2 separate regions of the Mus musculus genome follow, and region 2 is linked to region 1. Evidence: chromatin loops called from intact Hi-C (ENCODE). Cell type or tissue: heart. All regions are shown on one strand.

The links. A loop is a pair of places that touch in the nucleus more often than their neighbours do. Peaks named below come from ENCODE experiments on the same cell type or tissue, not always from the same donor. Only the 100,000 strongest peaks of a DNase experiment are listed, where the experiment ranks them.
Region 2: a loop joins it to region 1, with 2.4 times the contacts of the local background. A loop is called at or near these places in 2 of 42 quality-filtered maps.

The regions. Positions count from the first base shown.
Region 1 is chr17:73,293,425-73,301,424 of GRCm38, reverse strand. No RefSeq gene overlaps it. Among named protein-coding and RNA genes, the nearest start is that of E330032C10Rik, 46 kb to the right of the region's middle. In heart, a CTCF peak has its summit at 4,308 (motif pointing right); no DNase peak of the experiment used is centred here; H3K4me3 peaks cover 311 bases; H3K27ac peaks cover 296 bases.
Region 2 is chr17:73,041,672-73,049,671 of GRCm38, reverse strand. No RefSeq gene overlaps it. Among named protein-coding and RNA genes, the nearest start is that of Gm30476, 8.6 kb to the right of the region's middle. In heart, no CTCF peak of the experiment used is centred here; no DNase peak of the experiment used is centred here.

The DNA of each region.
Region 1 (8,000 bases):
GTGGGGAAAGGAGACACAAGCCAAGAATTTCAAAGTCGGCGGGCACTGAAGATTTTGAGTTGAGAGGCAATGCTTGGCTCTGTGTTTTGTATGTCTCTAGTGAATTATAAGTCTTTGAAGTAAAGATTACCATCCATTCTAACACTGGGAAAATAACACTAAAAGCTAAGAGAAGTAACTTGAGATGAGCATGCAATTAGTAATTGCTGAGCTGGTATTTAAACTGATATATGTGTGGATCTGGAGTGTATTTCCACACCCAGCCAGCAGTACCTCTGCCTATAAAGTATTTGGGGCAGTAACTTTTTAAAAATTCTTGAACAACTGATGAGTGAGTTTTATTTCATCCCTTCCGGTCCTTCCAGCTCAGGCTCTCTCTCTCTATCTCTCTCTCTCTCTCTCTCTATCCCTATCTCTATCTCTATCTCTATCTCTATCTCTATCTCTATCTCTATCTCTATCTCTATCTCTATCTCTATCTCTATCTCTATCTCTCTCTGGAAAGACAGACCATGAGGCAGTTATCCTATGGGGGCAACGGCACTGAAAACAGACTCACTGGGGGACTTTGTGAAGGCTATCCTGGGCCTGCTCCAGACAGTCTTGTGATAGACCTGGAGTGCTGGTGGAAGCCTGGACACCCTCTGAAGTCACTGCTGTTCCCCGGGGGAAGATCATTGTCCCTAGCTTAGAAGTGGCAGTGAAGCATTGCCTAGTGATTGCAGGAGGGGAAGATGTCAGGCACCTCACAGGAAAACCAAAAGTGACGCCTGGTGTCGGCAGAGGAAATCTAATAGTGGCTGAAGTCCTGCTTCATGAGTTGTAGTAATGCCTCTAACAAACGCAAACTGGTTGCTGTTTGTCAGGCTGCTGGACGAGAGAACTGGGCTTTGAGACCCCCCCCCCCCCGGCCTCTGTCTGGCAGCCCCATCTGGCATACTTTAAAGATGGGAGGTTCTTCAGAGTTGAGCATCTCACTTGGGGATGAGGGATGCCAGCTGCTGAACACAGCTGTGGTGCAATGGGAATTATGTTATGGTCTCTGGTTCCTAAGCCCCCTTCCTGGCCTTAAACCACAATTATCAGCTCAGGAAACAGGGCTGTGCCCAAAGCCATGAGCTAAGAGGGTAAAACATAGATGGTTGCTTCAGAGCTACACTCTTTCCACTGGTCTACACAAACACTTATGGGGAAAGTCTAGGCTGGCTGCCCACAGTCCAGTCTACACAGGCTGAGCCATTGTGGACTGGAATGGCTGGACAACATACAGGGAGGCGGAGCTTGACCAGAATAAGCCAGAAATGCCCTAAAGGAGCAAGAACGGATGTTTACCTTATACCCTGAGTCTTTGGGGTACCTAGAGATGAGGGAGAAATAGCCTAGGAGAAGGTCTGGATACACCTTCCTGTGGTGCAGATATCTGATTTCATGGTAATCGACGCATGTTAATGTTCTGATGTCTGATATCTGAGTCAGTCACTATAGGAATGTCTCCAGCCCCAACCTATCTGGTCACTCCATTCAGCAGGCAACTCACACTCTCTGTGAGAAAGCCCATGAGTGTGAGTTAACAGGAAACCACTTACTACAAAAGAAAGCCAATGTAGGTTTATCTGCAAACCCCACAGGTGGAAGCTCCACTCAGCAGCTGGCCCGTACCCGTCATGGTGGACCCTCCTCAAGAAGCCACAAGGCTGGGTATAAAATCCTGAAGATCCAGGCTAGAATCCCAGCCACCTCCTCCCGTGTGACCTTCATCTTAACTTCTGGTCCCCAGCTGTTCGCCTCTGTAAGTAGATGCTAAAAGATACAATCTCTTGTGTCGTGACTTTAATGCCCAGGGTAACCTGCAACAGAATCTGTGGACTTTGGGGGATAATGAGGTGCCAATGTTGGCGCATCTGTTGCATCAAAAGGGCCATCCTGGTAGGAGATATTGAAGTTCAGGCAGGCTGGGAGCAGGTAAAAACAAAAGGAAGTCTACACTCTCTGCTTAATTTTGTTGTGACCCTAAAACCTCCTAGGGAAAAGGTAGTCTTTTAAAGTGTACATCTAGTGGACATCTTAAGGTTAATATGAGAACGACATAAGATGATGTTGTCAAAAGGCCTCATCTGATCTTGGTGACACTGTGGGACCCACAGTAGCGGAATGATGGGTTATCGTCCTCTCATGAGCACAAATGCTTCCACAGCAAGGGGAGATGGCCAGCTCCGTCATATCACCTCCCACAGGAAGCCTCTGGGGTGGGAATGGGTATAAGAACCAAGGAGCAGAGACGGTGACTGCCTGAAAGAGGCCTTCCCTTCATCCCTGGATCCCTGCGTCCCTGTTACAGTTCCTTCTGGGTACTGCTCAGCAAAGCATCAAGAGAAAGGGCTGGTGTCTGGAGACTTAAATATCAGTTCTGACTTCATGTTTAAATATATGTATGGGCTTTGTCATCATCTCTGTTGCCTCAGTATACTGAGAATCCCTGGAAAGGATTTCTTCATTCTGTCAATACATTTCCAGGGCCCCAAGTATGAGCCAGGCGACATCTAAGACTTATTTCTCTTGCAACAACCTACATATGGTTTTTAAAAATGACATGGCAGTGCACTGGAAGAAAAGAAAATAGAAAAGGCACGCTGCGCAGAGCTGCAAGCATAGACACCTCCATCATCTCCTGCCCACCCTGGAGCTGGTGTGCTCTTCCCTCCCTTGCCTCTCGAACCTGCACTGTTGTGGGAGCTATGAATGTGAGTCTTTTGGACCACATTTGGATTGCATGGAGGACTGCAGGGCTATGGTCTTGCCCTCAGTGTCTGTTCACCGCTGATCCATCTCCAGTCTCTGCAAAGAGGTCAACATGAAGCCAGGGCAGGCGTGGATGCTTCCTGGACAACAAATCTTAGTTTTGCTCATGTCTTCCTCTCTGGCCTCACCTGTCTTTCCTGGGAGATGCCCTTAGCCCAGATCCTGTAGAGCAGAGGTTCTCAGCCTTCCTAGAGCTGAGACCCTTTAATACAGTTAGGTCGTGGTGACCACCAGTCATAACATTATTTTTGATGCCAATTCACAATTGTAATTTTGCTACTATGAAGCATGATGTAAATATCATGTTTTCCCTGGTCTTAGGTGACCAACCCTGTGAAAGGGTCACTCACAGGGGTAGTGACCCACTGGTTGGGAATCACTGTTGTAGAGGGATCCAGAGATTCTTCAGGGGAGCCATAACATAGAGGGACAAGTGTTGGCTTTTTGGTTTAGCTATGTTATTGGCTTCTTATGCCTGGAACCCCTATTCCACCCTAATCCCTTCCAACCCCCAACACTAGGACGGAGAGAACGAAGGTTAGAAAGGAAAGGGGACATAGAGCTCTTTAGACTACCTCCTGCTGATTAGGGGCATCAGGTTCCTAGAGACAAATCCAATCTTCATCGGCAGAATATCCAGGAAGCCAGCAATCCAGCAAATGCAACAGGAGGAATGAGCAGCAGCTGGGGTGGGGGGCGGGGGGGGCGGGGGTGCGGGGGGGGGGGAGCAACGGGACCAGCGTGGGGGGGGGGTGAGGAGCAGCGGGACCTGCGGGGGGTGGGGCACAGCAGCAGCGGGACCAGCGCGGGGCGGGGGGTGGGGGGGAGCCAGAAAGGGAGCAACAGCCGGACCAGGGGGTGGCAGCGGGACCAGCAGGGGGAAGGGGCAGCGGGACCATCAGGGGAGGGGGAGGCAGCAGCAGCCGGACCATCAAGGGGCAAAGGGGGCAGAAGCTGCCTCAGGCCCTGTTAGTGCCCTCCCGTTATACCCACTCCAGAATCCCCATAATTAAACTCTCTGCAGCTAACACACACACACACACACACAGCATGAGACAATCCTAATTAACTGCTGTGGACAAACTGAAGCAGCCCCACATCCCACACCTGAGATTAAAACAAAAACATATCCCCACAACATAACTGTCATTTAAAACAACCCAAACTTCTCACTACAGCTAAGCGGTGAACTTTGGTTCGAAGCGTAGCTCTAGCTCTGTCTTTTATTGGCCGTGTGGTCCTAGGAAGGCATTGAACAATCCTGGATTTTGTCGTGCTTAATCTCAGGAGAGGAGGAGGTAACTCTCCATCTGGCTGGGTCATAAAGACCAAGTGACAGAGGTGATGTGGCTTTATCTAGTGAGGTTCTGAATCTAATCATTAGGTGGGGTGAATCATGGCAAGTTTCAGGTCTGTGCCTAGATAATTATGCTACACCTAGGAGTGTGATCAATATCTTTAATTTTCTTCATCTTCGGTTATTTATATTTCCTTCTCCATGACCTCCAGATGGCAGCATGGGCCACGGAAACAGAGCATCTCTTGTCAGGCTGTTGCTTCCCAGGATGCAGATGCTGATGGAGCCAGAGCAACAGTAACCACAAGGCCGCTGGCTGGGTTCTTACTGTGCTGGGGGTATAGGAAGCACTTCTCACAAACAGAAGTTCAAGTGCTTTGGCTTTATGAAGAATGAAAAGGGTCACTGATGGAAGGAGCTGCTGACCGGGAGAACCAGAAACCAAGCAAGTCCAGTCTTCAAGGATGCCTGCCAGGCTACTTTTCCCCCACCATGCTGGTCTTCTCTGTGAATGTAGTATCCTCCTTCACCAATGAGGAGAATAAGACAGAAGGACAGAATGGAACAGCTTAGAGACCAGGCTCCTGGAAATGTCCCATCATTCAAGACACTCACCTGTGAGATGCTTGGTGCAGGAACCATAGGAAAGCTGAACCCCTGAATCCCCAAGAGAATCTCTTCCATTCTCAAAGCAATCTTTGCCAAAAGCCAAAGTGGATTGTGGGAAATTCCCTCCAACCCTCTGCTGACCATCCTCTTTTACTGAACCCTTTAGCCACAGCATTTGAAACTCAACCTCTAATCCCTTCATCCTAAATATTCCTGGGCAATCTCTGAGCCAGCCACGTGTACAAACATGTGCCTTATTGGAGGAAGTGTGCTACTGAACGTAGACTTTGAGGTTTCAAGCCAGGACCAGTGTCTCTTCTTGCGGCCTTGGGATCTGGCTTTAGAAGTCTCGGGTACTTTTCTAGCACCATGTCTGCCTGCAGGCCACCATGCTTCTTGCCACAATGAAAATGGACAAACCCTCTGAAACTGTAAGCAAGTCCCAATTCAGTGTTTCCTAGATAAGAGTTGCTTTGGACATGGTGTCTCTTCACAGCAACACACCACTAAAAACTCTGTGTCTAACCTGAAGCATCCACAACTGTTTGCATCCCTTGAGGACTGCCACCAACCTCTTACCTTTCCACCTTGGGAAGTGTGGAACCTTGAAGGACCAAGCTCCTGAAAAGCTGAAAGACACAGTGGCATGGGCAATTTCTAGGCAGTTTCTGGATGTTCTATGCCCATCACTGATTTGAATATACAGGGGTCCTGTTAGACCAAACCAGCAGTTGCAATATGGTCCTTGAATAGAAGAGATAATCAAAGTGCAGCTACCACTGGGCTTGGAGCACAATGCCTTGGGAGATGTGAGGGGACAGGACTAGAGAGGCAGCCACTGAGCCTGGACCACCTGCATCCCCACCAGCCTCTGCAGCTGGTCTGGGATTTTAAGACAAAGAGAGACAAGGAGCTAGTCAGATGGCTTTGCAAGCTGGGCAGTTGGAGTCTATTTTGTAACCCACAGATTAATGGGGCTCCGACTAGCCCTGCAGAATAAAATTCAATTGGTTCAAGCCCCATGTGGCAGGGAGCTCGACTCTCTCCCACAGATTTATGCTCAGGCCGTGACTTCCTGTCCTGGCAATCTACCTCTGCTCTGGGATCCGATGCTAGTCCCTTATCTCCTCCACTGCCACCTTAGTCACAAACTATTATGTCCTTTATGGAACAAATAAAATAAAAACTCCCACTTCTCAAAGCAGAGTGTCCCCTGCATTCTCTGGAGCCATCCTCTGCCTAACCCACACCACAGAAGTGTGCCCTAGTCGGCCAGCAGAAGCCCCTCACAGGTAAACCCAAACTCAGCTTCCACAATACCCCAAAGATGTACTCTGAGCTGGCCCATCCAGGGGGCTCAGTGTGGACCATGAGGACCTCATACTTCAAATTTCTTAGAAAAGTGCATGAACTTAGTTCCTGAAACCTCACCCATCCCAAGCAGAAATGTTCGTCCCTCTGGTCACTAAGAGACTGACCCCCACAGAGAGAAGGAGCACAACAGGGGACTTTATCCCTGACCCCTGTAAAGTGACTCAAAATGACATTGCTCCAAGCGATAATTTTCTTTTTTTATTAATGTAATAAAAGTGAATCTCTCTCTCTCTCTCTCTCTCTCTCTCTCTCTCTCTCTCTCTCTCTCTCTCTCCCCTACCTTATACTCACATACTCCCTTCTCCAAATATCTCTCTCCCCCTTAATGCCTGTACTTATTAAACTCATATTTTTTCAGAATGTCTTGATAAAGTCCAATTTTGCTAAATAAATAAATGTGACAAGAACATCTTGCTCACACAAAAGCTTCTCACGGCAAACCCAATCTCTTTGCTTGAATCTAGAGAAGGCAGAAAAATGGAGAGAGCCTGACCCTGGGGAGGGTCTTCCCAAAACTCTGCAAAAACATCCCAGGCTCCTCTAACTTCTGAAGAAACGAAAGGTTCCTTTAACCTATGTGAGGACATCTCGTTAACTCTTAGTAAGATGACGCAAATGGAGCCCATTGAGATTCTGTCCCTGATCCATTAGCTCAGTGAAGGAGGACACTCATTCTGACAAAAGTGCACGAGCAGGCAAACTCTCTGCACTGTGGAGAACTGAAATAGGAGCAGCCCCTGCCGAGGCAGCGACTGCAATACAAACACAAGTGTGTGCACGTCCATGAGCAGATATTTACGCCACAGTCAACCTCTGTACATAAGGGAAATGGCTTTCAGAACCTCCTGTAAATCAAGGCCAGTAACCAGCCTAAATGGCAATGGGGAAGGTGTCTACATAAGTGGTATGTTTCTAAATAAATAATATGCTCATATAATGAAATAGTCTGTAGCCAACAAAAGAAATCCCCTTATTTTATTCTTTTAGATTTATTTTAGGTGTATGGGTATCTTTTGTGCCTGCATAATGTGTACACCATGTACAATGCATGCTTGGTACCTATGCACATCAGAAGAGGGCATCAGATTCCCTGAAACTAGAGTTACAGATGTTCTTGAGCCATCATGGAGGTGCTGGCAACTGAACAGGGTCTGAATTGCTGATCCATCTCTCTTGCCCCTAAACTCCGTATTTTATACAAAAAGACGAGCCAGGGAGACGGCTCAATGGTTAAGAGCATGGGCTGCTCTTGTAGAGAATCTGGGTTTGATTCCCAGCTGTCTTTTTTCTGTGAACCACTTTTACAGCTCATGGGAACCAAGAGGAGAGGGTAGACCCATCCTAGCCTCTCTTGGGGTTCAGGTCTGAGAGAGGGGCAGTGTTGAAGTAGCCTCCTCCATCCCTTTGGGAAATGCACCACTGGGGAAAGGTGGCACACTCTAAATCTTTAAGGCATAGTTGATCACCTGCTGCATCTGGAAGACAGGAAGAAGAGTCATCCTTGATCCCTGAGTGAGAATTGAAATCACGTACAGATAGAGAAATGTACATGAAGGAGAGAAATACCTCCATGAAGGGCCAGAACTCTGCTCAAGACAGAAGGCAGAAGCCAGACTGTCTCTCTTCCCAAGCACAAACTCCCATCTAAAGTCCATTGAACAATGAGTAACAGCAATCTATTTTAGGGAGTGGATTTAAACACACATGCATGCACGCACACACACACACACACACACACACACACACACACACACACACACACACACACACATTGTTCTTGACCTGTAAGCCAAAGAAAAGCCCTTAAGATGAGGTAGGAAAAACCTTGTGGCCAATCAGCTGTTGCCCAAGCATGCAGCAATGTGAGAAAAATTAAACCAATGGCACCCTGGGGATAACCATAGCAACAACCAAGTCCAAA
Region 2 (8,000 bases), 250 kb after region 1:
CTTATCAACCCCTCCTTCACATACATGAGTGGTGGGGGGAGAAATTTAAATCCACAGCCTACATATGAAAGCAAGCACACAGAATTTGTCCTTTGTACATCTGGCTTATTTAGAGCAACATAATGATCTCCAGTTGCACTTGCATTCTTGCAAAGGTCACGATTCCATTTTCTTTTATGACTGAATAAAAGTCTATAATGTAGGTATACCACGGCTCTTTGTCCATTCATTGGTTGGTGCATAGATAGGATGATTCTATTTCTTAGCTGGTGTGATATCCATAGACCCACAAGCAGTAGAGCTGGATAATGTGGCAGTTTCACTTTCAGGTTTTTTTTTTTGTTTTTGTTTTTTGTTTTGTTTTGTTTTTTTGGAAATCTCCATACAGATTTCCACAGTGGCTGTACCAGCCTACTTTCCCAGTAGCAATGGGCAGAGTTTCTCTTTCCCTAGCATAATTCACAGCTTAAGCCATTCCACTTACTCTTTGTACTGACAACGAGGAAATGTTAGTTACAACCTAAAATATGTAACAGCAGGGGAATGGACAAATAATTATGATATATTTACACAATACATCTTATAGGTAACTATTACAATTTTTCCCTAGATTTATTTCTTGTTACCAGCATGGTGGGATGTATTTGAGAAAACTGCAGAACCTGGTGGTGATGATCTCATACCTGCTTTTTAGAAAACGTAATAAAGATAGTTTTTTCCACAGATATTGAAAAGCTGCTGTAGTATTTGGGTAATTGTCTTTGGTTTTGTAGGATGGGGAGAATACTTTAATATTATCTATTTTTTCCTATAATGATCACATATTTTTTTAAACAAAAAAGTTACAATTAAAATTTTTTAAAATTAAAAAAAGGAAGTCCACATTGACCAGAAAGGTCATTTAAACAAATTGAGAATGAAGATTGTTTCTCTTAAAATTATTTAAGTCCATTTAATACTTAGCTTCTTTCAAGTTTTATCCCTAGATTTACATAGGCTAACCAATTTTTTCCCCCTGATTTTTTTTTCCTGTTCTGGCAAAGTCATAACTATTTGAAGATCTTCATTTTATGTCTATTTCTTCTTCATATTTGTTCAGTTTTCCACCCAGATCTTATGACTTTCAAGATTCACATTCCTCTCAGGGTCTGACTTCAGCCTTCGGAGACACAGAACAATTGAAACAGGCATTTATTTAGAAGTTCCTTTGGCTAAAAAGCATTGGCCCTACCTGGGCCAACGAGGCAAGTAACAGCAGATGAGAGTCTGGCAGTTCTGCCTGCACTTCATTGCCTACACTTTGGCTCAAAGCAGAGAGGTACTTATCCTTGCCTCTCCACCTTGAGGGCAAACCTTGCAGAACTGACCCCACCTCTTCCCTGGATAAGGATGTTGCAACCTTAGCAGCAAATGGACTAGCAACTTAACATCTTACTGGCTCACCATGAAAGACCTAAGTGAGATAATGAAGGGTTGTGATGAGTGGTAGCTCCCTCAGCCAGACTCTTTAATTATGCATACCTCTTGCCCTCTACTTAAATGTGAATTCCTGTCAGTACCCCAAAGATGGGCTCAGAGTCACTGAACTTCCTCAAACAGACATACTGAATAAGACTCCTTTCTGTTTTCCACCATTATAGATTCTTTAGTTGGCATACATAAATGAATGGCTGAACATAGCTTGCTAAGGCCACCAGAGCCCAGGCTCTATGCTAAAAACATCGGGGACATTGTTGTACCTTTGGCCTCCTACCATGCCTCTTGGTCCTGTAGAGTTTCTATGGAAGTCTTGTACTCATTTTTGTAAGGAACTAATTCTAGTAGGTACACACAATTAACAGGGGTGTTAAAGTCTTAAAATCCCTTCCCATGCATAATTTATTTAATTTCCGTAATTGGTCTTTTAAGGAAGCGGATAAAACTTTATTAACCTTATTTTACAAAGGACAAAACTAAGCTTTTCCATGTTTGCCTTTGGCAGGACCACACAGTTTGAAAGTGGCTACGAGGGAAGCAAAACCCAGTTCTGAACTCAGTGGTTTCCTTTCTACTCTTTAATACTACTCCCAAGCACAGCTATCAGATATATGATTACTATCATTTAGAATAAAAGCAGGGTTCATTTAACACCCAAAATGGTAACCAGCAAGGAAGAAAAAAAATCAAGATATATAATGTCAAAAGGGCAGCAGTGGGCTGGAGAGATGGCTCAGTGATTCAATGATTTGCCTTTGGAACAAGGTATAGAACTCTCAGCTTCCTCTGCACCATGGCTGCCTGGACACTGCCATGCTCCCGCCTTGATGATAACGTACTGAACCTATGAACCTGTAAGCCAGTCCCAATTAAATGTTGTCCTTATGAGAGTAGCCTTGGTCATGGTGTCCTTTTACAATAATGAAAAACCCAACTAAGACACGAAAAAACAAATTGCACAAAACCTAAGAGGGGCCTTTTGACCCAGGCAGAGAGCAACTCAGAGCTATCCATGGTCCTGAGATTCCCTGGCTGGGTCCACACTGACCACTTGGCTCTCCAGAGACCAATTCAACGTGGCTGTTTGCTGTTCTGCTACTGTTATTACTTAGGTTTTTGAGTCTTGCTGGCCATTCTTTTTTCATGTTGCCTCTATTTCTCTTTTAACAAATGTCAAGAAGCTAGTCTGTTGGTATACACTCTGTATAATTGTTTTCCTGCGTGATTGCCATTCTTGAACTAAAGGGGTAAACTTAGCCTTGGTAAATAATGGATTACTCTATTCATCTTCGACTTTGAAAAAAAATCAACCAATGTTTAGTTGTTATTCTTAGCCTTCTGAGCATTTGTGGTATTTATTCCATGCATTTAACTTCTGCTCCACCAACATTTCCGTTTTCTGTTTTAGCCTTTTTTTTCTTTTCTTGATAACGTTTCCCTCTCGCCTCTTCCTTGTTTCTCATGCTTTATGCAATCTCTCACATCGACTGATGCTCTCCTACTTCTGGATTTTAGGTTCCAGGGGCAAATATGAGTCTTGGCTTTTCTTTGCCTTAATGGATTTAGCTCAGTATTTCTTGAGAGAGGAACCCAGAATCTCCTGTGACCTTTCAATTTCCCAGGTTCATCCCTCACTGTTTCTACTGCATTGCATAGGGTCCGTCTCAACTTGATTTTCCTTCCTAAGAACTTAGAGGCTTATGACTTCCATACAACCCTGGCTGGCTGGCACATGAGGAAGCTTGTACCATCCCAGGACTCTGTCATTCTGCCATCGCTGTGCTTCTTGGTGCTTTATCTCCACTGAACTGTGTGGTCTGTGATCACATGACTCTCTTGCCTCAGCTGTTAAATGTAAGACCCAAGAAGAAAGAAATGCTTGAATTATTGAAACTATAGAGTAGGAGGAGTTAGCACAAATAACTGATTGGACAGGGGAGCTTGAAATAAGCATTGAAAACCATGGAGAACTTCAAGAGGGGGTTTACTGCACATTTGAAGTGTTTCAGACTTGGGGATGAAAGACCAAGGAAAGGACAGGTTTAGAGAGATAACCTGGGGTCACATGAAGTAAGTTCTTTAATGTCTAGCTAATTTGGAGGTGATTGAGACTTAACCTCTTATGTTTGTCTTCACATTGCATGTGGTAACACACAGAGCCTAAGTGGCATTTCATAAATGTGCCACATTCGGGCACGTGAAAGATCTTCACAACACTAGAGGTCAAGGCCAAGGCAGGAAGGCTCAACAAGGCACTGGCGGCAGTTCTGACTTGTGTGTGCACACAAGTGTGTGCACACATGTGTGTGTGCACACACACATGAGTGATGCGTATGGTGTATGTGTGTTGTAGTGTGTGTGTGTGCACATGTGCGTATGTGGTATTGTTGTCACTGCTGTTGTTACTAATGACTGGAGACACCCTTCTTGTGGTTGGAGAGGAAGAGGATACTTGCTGCCTAGGGCCTTCTCTTGGATCCCTGGAGAATGCACTGAGTCTGAAATAAGACATTTATATTCTGCATCATGGAGTCTTTCAAAGTACTAGGATATTGTGATAACAATTAAAAAATCATTCCTCCAAATGCTTTAAGCCACTAGAGAAGGAAATGGGGTTGGGGGTGGTGATAAAGATGATGTTTAACTACAAAGCAAATAACTGATTTTTTTTTTAAGGCATACAGTAGAATGTGACTAAAAATAGCCACCTGTTTCAGGTTGGGTCCCAAATTGGACGAGCTTTTCACATACCAGATTCAAAAGGCATCTGTCACGCGGTAGCCATGGCAACAGCCATCCCTGAGCAAATGTGGAGAGATGTTTTTGGGATATGGCTGGAAAAGGAAGTGGATGTGACAGTCTCTGGGTGAGAGGTGAGCCTCCCTGCTCCTCCCTGGGGTTGAAGTCACAGCTGTCTCTCTTATTCCCCAGCTCTCCAATTTCTAGTCATTTTGTTTTTATTTTCTCTGTAGGTGTAGCTTGTAGAGTCAGTCAGTGCCTTTCATGTGTGCTGGGTGGGGAGAGGAGAGACCTGGGCAGCCCACCAGTACTGCAAAGATAAGCTTGGCTGCTTGAAGACCTTGGAGACTTCAGAGGAGGGAGAGGCTCCAATGAGATGTGTGCCATGCTGGTCTGTTGTCTAGGTTTCGCTTCTCTCTGATTATCATGAGACACATTGAATCTGTTTTTGGTGAGCATGTGTGTGTCGTCCCCACTATCAAGCACCCACACATGTGCATGGACTTCAGCAGATAACTTCTCATGTTATTCCTCAGTAGCCACCCACTTTTTTTTTTTTTTGAGATAGTGTTTCCCACTGGCCTGGGATTTGTCAATTAGGTTAGAATGGCTGACCAGTGAACCTGAGATTCCCTCATCTCTACCTCCCAAGCACTGGGATTACACAGCACTATGCCTGGCTTTTCTTCTTTTATTTATTTTTTTCTTTTTTTAATTGGATAATTTCTGTATTTACATTTCAAACCTTTCCAGGTATCCCCTTCGGAAACCCCCATCCCACCCTCCCTCCCCCACTTCTGTGAGGGTGCTCTTCCACCCACCCACCCACTCCCATCTTCCCACCCTGGCATTCCCCTACACTCGGACATCGAGCAATCTCAGGCCCAAGGACCTCTCCTCCCACTGATGTCCAACAACATGCCTAGCTTTTTGATGTGAGCTCTAGAGATTGAACTTGGGTCCTCATCATTGTGTAGCAAGCACTTTACAAACTAAGGTATCGCCCCAGACCCTTAAAGTGATGATTATTTATCACCTCGTGTTGGCAGTCCTGGGTCTCTTGCCTCTGCCCTTAGTTTCCATACTTGGTATTCCTCGAAAGCCCCTTGAGGTGTGAGGAAGTCCTCTGTTGAATGTCTCTGTGGTATAGTTCTGTGGTTCTTTTCCAGCCTCTCACAGAGTTGTCTGGGAGGTGTAACAGCATGGCCTTCTTTGAGAAATTACAGAAGAGGGGTTCTTAATACCTGCCCCTCCAGCCAACTCTTAGCCTCTGCAACTCTGAGAAACGCTTGGCCATTGCTATTGTCTGTGCTACTCTCCCACCTTGAAGACAGCTGCAAATTACGAAGGCATCAGCATCAATCATAGCGCTCATGGTATGCTGCCCAGTATGTGACAAAATGCACACAACTAAGGATGCTTTAGATGGCCCCAGAACCAGGGACAGGCATGTGAGGATGAAGAGCCAGAGTCTGCTCATCATGTTCTCTAGACAGCTAAATATGGAAGCCATTTGGTCCCTGGGGAGATCCCTAAAATCAGAATAATGGTCAGGTAAGAGGTCAACATAGTTTTTCCCTTTCTCTTCTATTATTTAGAAAGAGAGTCTTGCTGGACTGGTATAGCCCAGGATAGCCTAAAACTCATGATCTTTCTGCCTCAGCCTCCTGAACTGGGCTATTAGGCCAGTGCCAGCATGCCTAGCTATTATTTCTGCTTTCCCATAAGGCAAATCTCCGATAAGGACGAGGTTTCTACACACAGCTGTTCGTCAAAATGCTGCCTGAATAGTAATAGAATTTATAAGAGAATGACATGCTCCACAGCAGGGAAATATAAAAGGGAGAAGTATAATATTTCTTCGTGCTGGGGCAATATAGAACCATTAAAAATGACATATACATAGTTTAGCACATAAACTGGGTTTACTGTCAGATCAATACGGCATGCCTTCTCCCCCTCTTGGAAGCCAGTGTTTCATTTTATCACAGTTGTGTATGGCTTAAAGATGCAGCTAGTGTCACCAGGCTCGTTAGGAAAAATTAAGAGCTTGCCAGCCATACCTCTCTAGAGACAACTGTTTTCAACTCCTTTAGCTTTCTTCTTTCTTTTATTCTTTTTCTAACTATGTAGCACATAGTTGGCATTTTCCTTCATCCATCCAAAATAATAACATTAAAATGTTCTTCTGGAGCTGAGAGGATGCATCTGCCAGTCAAAGACTTGAAGACAAAGACCTTAAAGATCCTCAGAACCATGTGGGAAAAAGTTGAGATTGTAAGTGTAGTGCAGCAGACTTGAAATCTCAGCATCCGGGAGTTGGAGATAGGAGGGTACCTAAGGATCAATGACCCAGCAGTCTAGTCTATACAGTAAGCTCTGGGCCTGTAAGACACTGTTTCCAAAGAAAGATAGACAGTTTATGGGGAACAACTCCTGAGGTTGACCTCTGGCTTCTACATGCATGCTCACATACATGTGCTCACACACACACACTAATGTTTTTAAAGATTTTTACACCTAGAGGTTTGGGATGCTATCTCCCCCACAGAAAATGTTCAAGGAGGCAATGATCTTTGCAAGTATGAAGAACGGGGAAGAGATTCTTGCTGACTGGAAATGAAGCAGGTGGGATTTCAAGGAGACCCACATGAGAGAGGACCAGGGAGAAAACAGCATCTTCCAGGTGTTTTTTTCAGAGAGGAGAATTGAGCCCTCACTCCCCTTTTCTCATACGTCCTTATACTGATCACTCCTTTCTATTATCATAGATAAAAGAGTTGATTCTAAAGTCTGATGAAAATCCTACTTGCTCCCAGGAGATTGGAAAGCCAGTCCCCAAGGGACCTAGGATTGCTTCTTCAAGCTCTCAGACATGGTCATCTCCTTCCCTCTGTTGTTCTGAGCACCACTGTGGTTTCTGCTCCTTGCAGCAGCATCAACAGAGAGAAGCACTGCAGATGGATCCAGGAGTAAACCATTGGGTGGTTTGATAGGCTTCTGCTGCCTAGGGCTTTCGGTAGAATCTGAGCCAAGCCTGAGGAGACACCAAGGTCTGAGGTACCGGTGGCCAGCTCTGAGCCAGGCGTGGCCTGCAGCAAGCCTCAGGTAGCTGTATCCCAGTTGTATTCACTATTTTTTTTCCACCATAACAAGATTCCTTGACAGAATAACTTAGGAGGCAAAGTACTTATTTTAATTCAAGGTTTGGGGGCAGGGGACACAGTCTATTATGACCGCCGAGGAAGATAATTTCAAAATGGTTATAGCATAGGTTGGTTATCTCATCACAAAATTTATTGCACGATAAGCAGAGAGCTAGATGCAATGAAAGCATGTGGTTATGGCTATTGACGACCCACCATTGGTGGCCTACACCCATCAAGACTACATATCACGGAGGTTCTATAAACTTCTCCAAACAGCATCACCAGATCGGGACCAAGTGATGGAGAGGGAGGCCCATGAGGGACACTGCACATCCAACTGTAATATCCTCTACTGGTGACTCTGCACAGAAGAATCAGATCCCGGCAGGAGAAGCTTGTAGCCAGGTGGATGGCAGAGGCTTGTGGGACGGAGTTGGTTGGGAATGGAGTACACAAGAAAGGACAAGGGAGATGAGTCACAACGATAGTCCTTGCACCTGTGTTTTTCAGCCCACAGGTCGCATATCAGGCATCCTGCATATCAGATATTTACATTATTATTCACGACAGTGGCAAAATTGCAGTTGAGAAGTAGCAATGAAACAATTTTATGGTTGGGGGTCACCACAACGTGAA